Linked DNA regions of Homo sapiens: region 2 is linked to region 1. A link is a contact called in ENCODE Hi-C or POLR2A ChIA-PET data. All regions are on one chromosome and are shown on one strand. Each heading gives the region's core, a stretch centred on a gene start or an enhancer-like site at or near the end of the contact. The rest is flanking DNA. Distances are from core to core; before and after follow the strand shown.

Region 1 (4,937 bases), core at 1,145-3,644:
CTGCAGTGAGCCCTGATCATGCCACTGTACTGCAGTCTAGGGGACAGAGCAAAACACTGTCTCAAAAAAAAAAAAAAAAGATAACTTCATGCCATTACCATAACTAGAAACCAGTATCACTTGCCATAAACAGAAGATAAATAACAAAACCAGCACAATGAAAAGCAAAGTGTGTTACTCCACTCCAGCTGGCTGCTGCAGCTGGCAGTGCCTCTGAGCCAGAAGCCTACCCTGCTGTTGCTCCTCCTCCTTTACTTTTTTTTTTCTTTTTTTGAGACGCAGTCTTGCTGTCGCCCAGGCTGGAGTGCAGTGGCGCGATCTCAGCTCACTGCAACCTCCGCCTCCTGGGTTCAAGCAATTCTTGTGCCTCAGCCACCCAAGCAGCTGGGATTACAGGTGTGCACCACCACGCCCAGCTAACTTTTGTATTTTTAGTAGAGACGGCGTTTCACCATGTTGGCCAGGCTGGTCTCAAACACCTGACCTAAAGTGATCCAGCCGCCTCGGCCTCCCAAAGTGCTGGGATTAGAGGCATGAGCCGCCGCACCTGGCCCCTCCTTTCTTTATTGCTGAGAAGTTAGCAAGTGTTTGGTGTTAAAAAGTAGGCCCTGACAGGGCTGTAAATACTGAAGGGAAACTGAAAAATAAATAAGCGTCTTGCTAAATGTCTCAATGTGAGTCAGTTCCTGCCCATGAATTCCTTAAATTTATCACTGCAGCACCCAGAACCATTGCCTGCCCAGCATTTTGGAACTGTTGTCCCACGGTAGAAACCTTGAGCTTGGTGGCAAACTTACTACAAGTGACCAAATTCCCCCACATCTGTCCAAACAAGAGAAGTGACAGCCAGCCTCCCTACTGAGGAGTGGATTTATACATGCAGTTCTCTTCCTGGGGAAGCTGCAGCCACACCCTGCGTGTTGCATGCATGGACTTCAGCTCCCTGGTGCCCCAGGGTTCCAGAGGAGCAGTGGCCCAAAGCTGTGTTGTGGCAGCTGTCACGTTGGTGTTGTGGGTGCTGCTGTTGTTCCTTAACACCAAACTGAAACTGGACCGTCTGACACTGCCATGACAAATAAACTTCCATCCCACATTCCAGACAGGCTGGGGAGATGGGCTGCAAGACCGAAACTGATTTTTTTTTTTTTTTTTTTTTGAGACGGAGTCTCACTCTGTCACCCAGGCTGGAGTGCAGTGGCGGGATCTCGGCTCACTGCAACCTCTGCCTCCCGGATTCAAGCGATTCTACTCCCTCGACCTCCCGAGTAGCTGGGATTACAGGCGTGCACCACCACGCCAGGCTAATTTTTGTATTTTTAGTAGAGACGGGGTTTCACCATATTGGTCAGGCTGGTCTGGTCTTGAACTACTGACCTCGTGATTCGCCCGCCTCAGCCTCCCAAAGTGCTGGGATTATAGGCATGAGCCACCGTGCCCAGCCCAAATCCTTTAAGAGTAAGAAATTAGGCCGGGCACGGTCGTCACGCCTATAATCCCAGCACTTTGGGAGGCTGAGGCGGGCGGATCACGAGGTCAAGAGATCGAGACCATCCTGGCCAACATGGTGAAACCCTGTCTCTACTAAAAATACAAAAATTAGCTGGATGCAGTGGCAAACACCTGTAGTCCCAGCTACTCAGGAAGCTGAAACAGGAGAATCGCTTGAACCCTGGAGGTGGAGGTTGCAGTAAGCCGAGATTCTGGCACTGCACTCCAGCCTTGGTGACAGAGTAAGACTCCATCTCAAAAAAAAAAAAGTTATTTTTCCAGATGAAAAAGGAAAATATGAAATAACTTTCTCACCCATTGATAACAGCCATTCAACTAGGTTAAAGTGTAAGTTTATAAATAACTTCGTTTACACTGCTTCCTGCTTAGACCATTTATTTATTATTTTATTTATTTTTTGTTTGTTTGTTTTTGAGACAGGGTCTCACTCTGTCACCCAGGCTGGAATGCAGTGGCCCAATCTCGGTTCACTGTAACCTCCGCCTCCCAGGCTCAAGTGATCCTCCCATGTCAGCCTCCTGAGTAGCTGGGACTACAGGCCTGCACCACCACAGCCGGCTAATTTTTGTATTTTTAGTAGAGATGGGGTTTCACCATGTTGGCCAGGCTAGTTTCAAACGCCTGACCTCAGGTGATACACCTGCCTCAGTCTTCCAAAGTGGATTACAAGCATGAGCCACCGCGCCCAGCCTAGACCATTTATATAAAGGAAAACCAAAATTGATTTTCTTAGGATTTGACTTTAAGACAAATAAAGGTTTTAACAGCAGATAGTCTGCTAACCAGATGTGCAATGGTTTCATACAATCTGGCTGAAATGCAAAAGCAAATATTAGAGGAGCAGAGCCAAGGGAACAATGTTTCTGAAAAAGGTAACTAATGTAACAAGGAGTTGGCCTCCACAGAAACCATCATCTCTGCTGGGAGTTCCCCTATAATCAGTTAGCACTGCGCAAATATTTGCTGAATTGTCTGCATGACACACCAACCTTCCAGGAAGTTACAGGGTCCAGGAAAGAACAGTCTCAGCATTGACGCTGGGCAGATCCAAGAAGAACATGAAGAAAAATTAAAAGTAGCCAGATATGGTGGCTCATGCCTGTAATCCCAGTACTTTGGGAGGCCGAGGCGGGAGAATCACTTGAGGTCAGGAGTTCGAGACCAGCCTGGCCAACATGACGAAACCTTGTCTCTACTAAAAATATAAAAATTAGCTGGGCATGGGCCGGGTGCAGTGGCTGACTCCTGTAATCCCAGCACTTTGGGAGGCCAAGGCGGGTGGATCAAGAGGTCAGGAGATCAAGACCATTCTGGCCAACATGGTGAAACCCTGCCGTCTCTACTAAAAATACAAAATTTAGCCAGGTGTGGCTGTAGTCCCAGCTACTGGGGAGGCTGAGGCAGGAGAATTGCTTGAACCCGAGAGGCAGAGGCTGCACTGAGCCAAGATCATGCCACTGCACTCCAGCCTGGGTGACAGAGCGAGACTCCGTCTAAAAAAAAAAAAAAAAAAAATTAGCTGGGCATGGTGGCGGGTGCCTGTAGTCCCAGCTATTGGGGAGACTGAGGCAGGAGAATCGCTTGAACCCAGGAGGAAGAAGTTATAGTGAGCCAATATTCTGCCACTGCACTCCAGCCAGAGTGAGATTCTGTCTCAAAAAAAAAAAAGGAAAAAAATTAAAAGCCGTTATGAATTAGTCAACAGCAGTGGTTCTCAATAGCAGGGCGGGGGGATTTTGCCCCCTGCAGACATTTGGCAATGTCTAGGGATGTGTTTGATTGTCACTACTACAGGGAAGTAGGGCACTACTGGCACGTAGTGGGTAGAAGCCAGGGATACTGCTAAACATCCTACAATGCCCAGGAGACCCCCCACCAGAGAGTGTAATCTGGCCCCAAATGTCAATAGTCCTGCGGTGGAGAGCCCTGCTCTGGAGCAGCTCTGCCCACTAGGCTTCTGTGATGATGGAATCATTCTATACTGCACCATCATCCAGCACAGTAGCCAGCAGCCACATGTGGCTGCTGAGTACCCAAAATGTGACATTTAAAGTTTATTTCAATACCCAAAGGAATATACATCATTCTACCATAAAGACACACGCACACAAATGTTCACTACAGCACTATTCACAAAGCAAAGACATGGAATCAACCTAAATGCCCATCAAAGACAGACTGGATAAAGAAAATGTAGTACATATGCACATGGAATACTACGCAGCCATAAAAAAGAACAAGATTGTGTCTTTTGCAGGACATGGATTGAGCTGGAGGCTATTATCCTCAGCACATTAACACAGGAAAAGAAAGCCAAATACCACGTGTTCTCACTTATAAGTAGGAGCTAAGTGATAAGAACTTACAGGCACAAAGAAGGGAAGAAGAGACACTGGGGGTCTATCTGCAGGTAGAGGGTGGGAGGAGGGAGAAGAGCAGAAAAGATAACTGTTGGGCACTGGGCTTAATACCTGGGTACAGCAAACCCCGGTGACATGAGTTTACTGATGTAACCTCAGGTACGTAGCCCTGAACCTAAAATAAAAGTTTTTAAAATTTTTTATTTCATTCACTTAACTGATTGAAATAGCCACGTGGTACCATTATGGACAGCAGTTGTTAAGAGGGCAGTTAGGAGTGGAAGGAGGCTGGGCACGGTGGCTCACGCCTGTAATCCCAGAACTTTGGGAAGCCGAGGCAGGCGGATCACCTGAGGTCAGGAGTTCAGGACCAGCCTGGCCAACATAGCTAAACGCTGTCTCTACTACAAACACAAAAATCAGTCAGGGCTGGGCACGGTGGCTCACGCCTGTAATCCCAACATTTTGGGAGGCCAAGACAGGCAGATCACGAGGTCAGGAGATTGAAACCATCCTAGCTAACACAGTGAAACCTCGTCTCTACTAAAAATACAAAAAATGGGCCGGACATGGTGGGGGACACCTGTAGTCCCAGCTACTCAGGAGGCTGAGGAAGGAGAATTGCTTGAACCCAGAAGGTGGAGGTTGCAGCGAGCCAACATCACGCCACTGCACTCCAGCCTGGGCAACAGAGCGAGACTCCATCTCAAAAAACAAAAACAAAAATCAATCAGGTGTGGTGGCGCACGCCCGTAATCCCAGCTACTCCAGAGGCTGAGGCAGGAGAATGGCTTGAACCCAGGAGGCGGAGGTTGCAGTGAGCCGAGGTAGTGCCATTGCACTCCAGCCTGGGCAACAGAGCGAGACTCCGTCTCAAAAAAAAGAGAAAAGAAAAAGGAGTGGAAGGAAAGGTATGAAGGGAAACTTTTGCTCTTCCTTCTAAATACATCTAAGGTCTGGGTTTTTCGTTTTTTTTTTTTTTTTTCCTGTTTAACTAGGAGAATACAAAACCTAAGTCAGGAAGGATGCAAAGAAAGAAGCGAAGTCTGAAGTCTGAACACATCCCTG
Region 2 (4,997 bases), core at 1,498-3,997, 58 kb after region 1:
AATGCTAATTTTTCCTGTATGTAGTGTTAGCCCTGCGACCACCTGCAGATTTTTTGATCTGCTAATTGATCGCCAGACGTCATTTTCCTCCCTCAAAAACTGCATTCTCGAATGGCTTTGCAAAATAAGACCAGCTCAATCTGCATTCTAAAAAATTATGTGAGACATATACATACATCTAAGTTAGATATGTATGTCTACATTATATACCTAACACATATAATTTTAGGCAGCTCAAATGCAAACAACCCAAACGCAGCCATTAAAAACGCACTGCTTGGGAAAACAACCTTCTCTCCCAAGGAGGCAATTGGAGGCTCTGCAAACACATTCTAGCCGCCAGGAGTTATTACCAAGAATTCCACACTTGGCAAAGAACAGCGGGCACAGACGACGATCAAGCAGGCGACCGGCACGAATCCCCTAGGGTACCCATCCTTGGCCCAGCCCAGCACTCTCCATTCACCCCCACAACCCGTCCCACCCACCAGGTGTGAGCCAGTACCTGCGAAGGGACCCCGCCTCCCAGCAAAGGGCTAGGCTTCAAGCTGGGCCTCCAGGGGGCGCCCGCGCGCAAGCCGGGTGGGCTGTCCGCGACAACCCTGGTGATCAATAGCCAACTCCCCTCCCTCCCAAATCGCAGTGGCAGCGCACGGCCAGGCCCGAGGTTTTAGCTCAGCTCAGGTTGACTCTGATTCCAAACTCCAACCATCGTTAATTTCAGAAGCCCTCTCGTAACAAGCTTCCCTCCCGAAAGGTGCCAAACACCACCAAAAGCCCCACGTGTGTGCGCCCACCCAAAATGAAGGGGGAAGGGGAGGTCAGCGTAGGACCAGGGGAGGGGTCAGAACCAGGAGCTCGCCCCTCCTCTCCGGAGGAAGCAGGCGGGCTGAGGGTTAACCCTTTTGTTCCAGGTGGGCCAGGCCACGAAGCCTTCACGCTCCCCTCAACCCCCACCCCACCCCGCCCCCAACCAAGGCACAAAGAGAGTCCCTCCAGGCGCCTGGGACCTCGGGTGCGCGCTGCGCTGACCACCCGGCGCCCCGAAAACGCCCAGCCATCCCCTCCGTCAAGCCGATCCTTTTAATTTGCCCTGGAAAAATGTTAAACGGGGAATTCTATTGACGTATTATAAACTTGGGAAATGTATTACATTCAGTCTCCGACAAAAAGGCGGGGATACGGAAGCCAAAAAGTGGCGACCGTCTTCTCGGGAAACCCCGGGTATCAGAGATGGTCTCTGAGAGTCCTCCGGGGTTGCCGCGCACACCCGTCTGCTGCAGGGAAATTAGAAAGCAGGCGGGGAGCGGAGCGACGAACAAGGCCGGAGAGGAGGCTACAAATCCCCCCTCCCCCCACGCGCACGCTAAAAACTTATCAGGCGACAATTTGGCGGGCCGGGATGGAGACGAGATAGTGGAAAACCGCCTCGCTCCTAAAACCTCCGCGGTGAAGTGATGAAGTGGGAACAGAGTTGGCCCCGCCGTTCCTGGCGCGGCTGGGGTCCCGAACTCCCCTCGATCTGGGAAACGCTGGCCGCGGAAGCGTGGGCCAGGTCAGCCGCGGGAGTTCGCTCTGGCCCCCCACCTCTCCCCTTTCACACCCAAGCGCAAATGTGGAAAGCCGAGCGCTCCAGAAAAGCCACGCAAAACGGGAGGCCGGTGCACCCCAGTGGGGCTGCCGCGCGCCCGCCACCCCGGCCACTGGGGGCTCGCACCCTCGGGCTTGCCGCGGTTATTTTTAGGAAGTCGGAAATCAAAGATGGCTGGAGGTCAGGCCCCGAAAGGTTAGGGCGAAGATCGGCAGGCGGCGCAGCCCGGGCAGAAAAGGCGAAATCCAGAAAAGAAAAAAATTTTAAAGGGAAACATTGAGCCCTCCTCCCCCACCTCTCTGGGCCCTCCAATCCCCTGCGCAGCGCGGGTGGCCCGCACCCCAGCTCCTGAGGGTGGGGAGAGGTCGCGCCCCCTCCCCCCACTTGGCCCGGGAGGGGCGCGTGCAACAGATCGTCCTCCTCCGGGGGGTCTTCCAGGGGTGCGCCCCTCCTCCAGCCTCCAAGAAAAGCCCCAAGGGGCTGGTGGAGAGGGTGGGGATCCCCCGGGGTTCTTTCTTTTGAGAGCGACGCGAGGGAGGGGGACCTAAGTTACAAGGGGGGGGGGTAACACCAGTGAGGGGAGTGGAACCAATTAAGTGAGGGGCAGAGGACAAGGAGAAGGGAACCTTTCGGGAGCGAGAACAGAGGAGCGAGTGGGGGTCAATTTTACAATTAGGGGAGAAAGCTGGGGGTGAAACTTACACAAGAGGGGAGAAGAGGAAAAAAGTGTGAAATGTGCAAAAGGCGGGGTGGTGGGGAGAGGAGGAGACCTCTCCTCCCGGGCACTGAGCCCCCAAATCTCGGCTCCTGAATTTGCGCTGGACGCCGCCCGCTCCCCGAAGCCTGCGCCCTCGAGGATCCCGCGTACGTCCGGGAAGCTCCCCTCCCCGGGCGGGCGCCCCAGCCCCACTCACCCAGCTCCCCCGCCGCGGGCGCCGCTGGGGCCGCATCTGCAAACTCCGGGGTCTGCTGCTGCGGCTGCTGCTCGCCCTGGTCCTCCTCCGAGTTGATGTGCTGGGGTTTCGCCTGCTTGCGCCTCGACATGGTGCGAGCATCGGGGCGCCGGGAGAGCCGCAGTTATTTGCCCTCTCCGCCACAAATTCCTGGAGTTGGGAAATTTACCCCCCTTCGGCCGGAACGCGCATGTCCCAGTAATTATTATTATCAATAATGCATTGCGATTTATCATGAGCCCTGACAGCTGATTGGCCTGGGTCCAAGACCTCAGAGATCATTTAAATAAGCCCTCATTGATCAGGGAGGGGTGAGGCATTCTGGGCTTTGTAGTCCGGGCCTACTTGTGACAAAGGCGTGTTCATCAGGGGAGCGCAGCTAATTAGCATCCGGGCTCAGATTGGCTGGGGCGGGGACGAAATCAGAGGGGGACCCATCCTTGCTCCAGCTATCTCAGTCCTTGGAGAGGAAAAGAAAATGGGGAGAAATGCGTACTCATTAAAAAGTAGGAGCTTACGTAGAAGTTTTGGAACGGCTTTATTTGGTAGTTACTTGCTCCAAAGATTACTTGGTAAGGTTGATGTCCACCAGCCGAGAAGGGAGATCTCTTCACAGTGGAATATTTTGGCTCAGTTTTCACATCTACACGCACACACATTCCCCCAAACCTGAGATGTGACCCGTGTCCCCTCCCATCTTTTTGATTAAAAATGTTTAAGTTGAGTCTCGAGATAACTGAAGAATGATGAATGGTGGTGTTTTCAGCCCTCCCACCCATCTCAACTCTTAAAGTGAGCTCGGAACTTCCAAAATTTCAGATACCCCACCACCACCATGACTTACCTCCTTTAAAAGCTGATTAATAGCCTCCAGGATTCCTGTTCACAAAGACTGGTTTGTGGTTACAATGCAAACCTTGATTTTTTTTTAACTTCAAAATGACTGGCTACTAAATATAGAAATGGCAAATGATAAGCAAGCATAGTCAGAGATAATATCAAAACAGCAAGCAATTGCATTTTTTTCCCCAGGAGCCATAAATGCCTGATAACATCATATTTTATTACTGAGACAATGCTCTTGCATCTCCCATGGAATGGCAATGGGGCACTGTCACAGTATCTGGTTGTTACTAATCACTATTGGAATTTTTTTGTGCAATACACACATTATTACAGAAAAGGTGTATCGTTCAAAGTGATTGTATCATTGACACATGATGCCTGGAATTTTTTAAAGTGGGGCTTGTGTGTGTGTATATGATATATTACATGTATACACATTTATACCGTAAATTCATGTATACTTAATTTGGCTAACTGCTTTACACAATGTACATGCTCAATAAATGTTAAATGAATGATGAAATCATCAACCTGCTAAGTCTTTGATTGGTCTTTCCATAACTGCTCTGGGCATGCGTCTTTGTTTGGCATTTACTTCATTGTAAGGGACTGTGCAGATATAAACCCTCCCTCCACATTTGTGCATTGCATTCTCTTGATTAGTTATTCATCACGTTCCCAGCTTGTAAACTCATCAGGAATACAAGCAAAATGGAATGCTGGGCTCATCAATGTGTTCACCTGGGTATTTGGACAACCCAAGGCAGAAAATAAATCAGCTTGATCATCTTTTTTATATTCGTGGCCATCAGTAAAAACTTGTTGAAGGAAGATTAACCTTCAATTTTTGAGTCTCTGAAAAAGTCTTGCCTTATTTTATGTATAATATTTAAAGCAAGTAAGACAGAATTATAGCCAACAGCCAGATTGAAAAGGTAAGAATTTGGTTTAATAATACATAGAAGCAGTTTAGAATTCTGATACTGAGTAAAAAGGCCAATTAGCACCTGCCTTGCTGACTAATCTACTAATATTCTCAACACCTTTTCTGTGTAAGATAGTGTGGCAGGAGATCTAACTTACAAATCTAAACGAATGTGCAGTGGGTTTATGGCTCAAAAAATACTATTGGGTTAAGGAAAATTTCATTTATATAGTTGTTTATATTTATTTTAGTAGATGATAGTTGTAACATGTTAGCCTTACTACGAGACAAAATTGTGCCGCTTGACTCTCCAAGTGATAGTAATAATAATAATTGATTGAGCCCCTTGTACATGCCACAGACTGCATTAAATGAATGCACACCGCCTTGTTTTATCTTCCCATGGAGGTTGGCCCTATTGTCCTCTCCATTTTGAAACTGAGGCTCAAAGACATGAAGTGACTTAATTAGAAACTGGCTGAGCTGGTGGTCAGTTTCTAAGCCGGTGGTCAGTTTCTAAGTCTGACTCCAAAATTCTATCACATCCTAATACCTGTCTTCCAACTATAGCTGAATATAGAGAAGATAGCTAAAGAAGAAAAATCGGAGTACAGTAAACTAAATTTAAAGTGTCCTAGAAAAATCTTGGGTCTTCAGAAATCACTCCAACAGATGAAGTCAA

Evidence for each region. Hi-C counts contacts between places; a loop is a spot of excess contacts on that map. ChIA-PET counts read pairs that join two places held with the same protein, here RNA polymerase II (POLR2A). Pooled maps may share reads with other maps.
Region 2: a loop to region 1 is called in a map of Caco-2, with 5 times the contacts of the local background. The contact joins the promoter of SALL4 here to the enhancer-like site in region 1. A Hi-C loop is called at or near these places in 3 of 168 maps with a recorded cell type or tissue (Caco-2, PC-3 and endothelial cell of hepatic sinusoid) and 1 of 50 pooled maps. POLR2A ChIA-PET finds 5 or more read pairs at or near these places in 1 of 52 experiments (K562).

What each region holds. Positions count from the first base shown.
Region 1 is chr20:51,742,262-51,747,198 of GRCh38, forward strand. The region is part of intron 1 of ATP9A (ATPase phospholipid transporting 9A (putative)); the gene reads right to left. Among named protein-coding and RNA genes, the nearest start is that of ATP9A, 24 kb to the right of the region's middle. RefSeq lists a silencer at 729-1,023. Within about 2 kb of position 2,395, at least 12 of the 41 ENCODE cell types and tissues checked have a DNase peak (open chromatin) inside an H3K27ac peak, as active enhancers do; they include PC-3, where a contact is called at or near this core.
Region 2 is chr20:51,799,774-51,804,770 of GRCh38, forward strand. SALL4 (spalt like transcription factor 4) reads right to left here and starts at 2,748. Exons shown (of 4, transcript NM_020436.5): 1 at 2,506-2,748. The coding sequence starts at 2,635. RefSeq lists enhancers at 1-454, 602-651, 1,167-1,809, 2,453-3,094.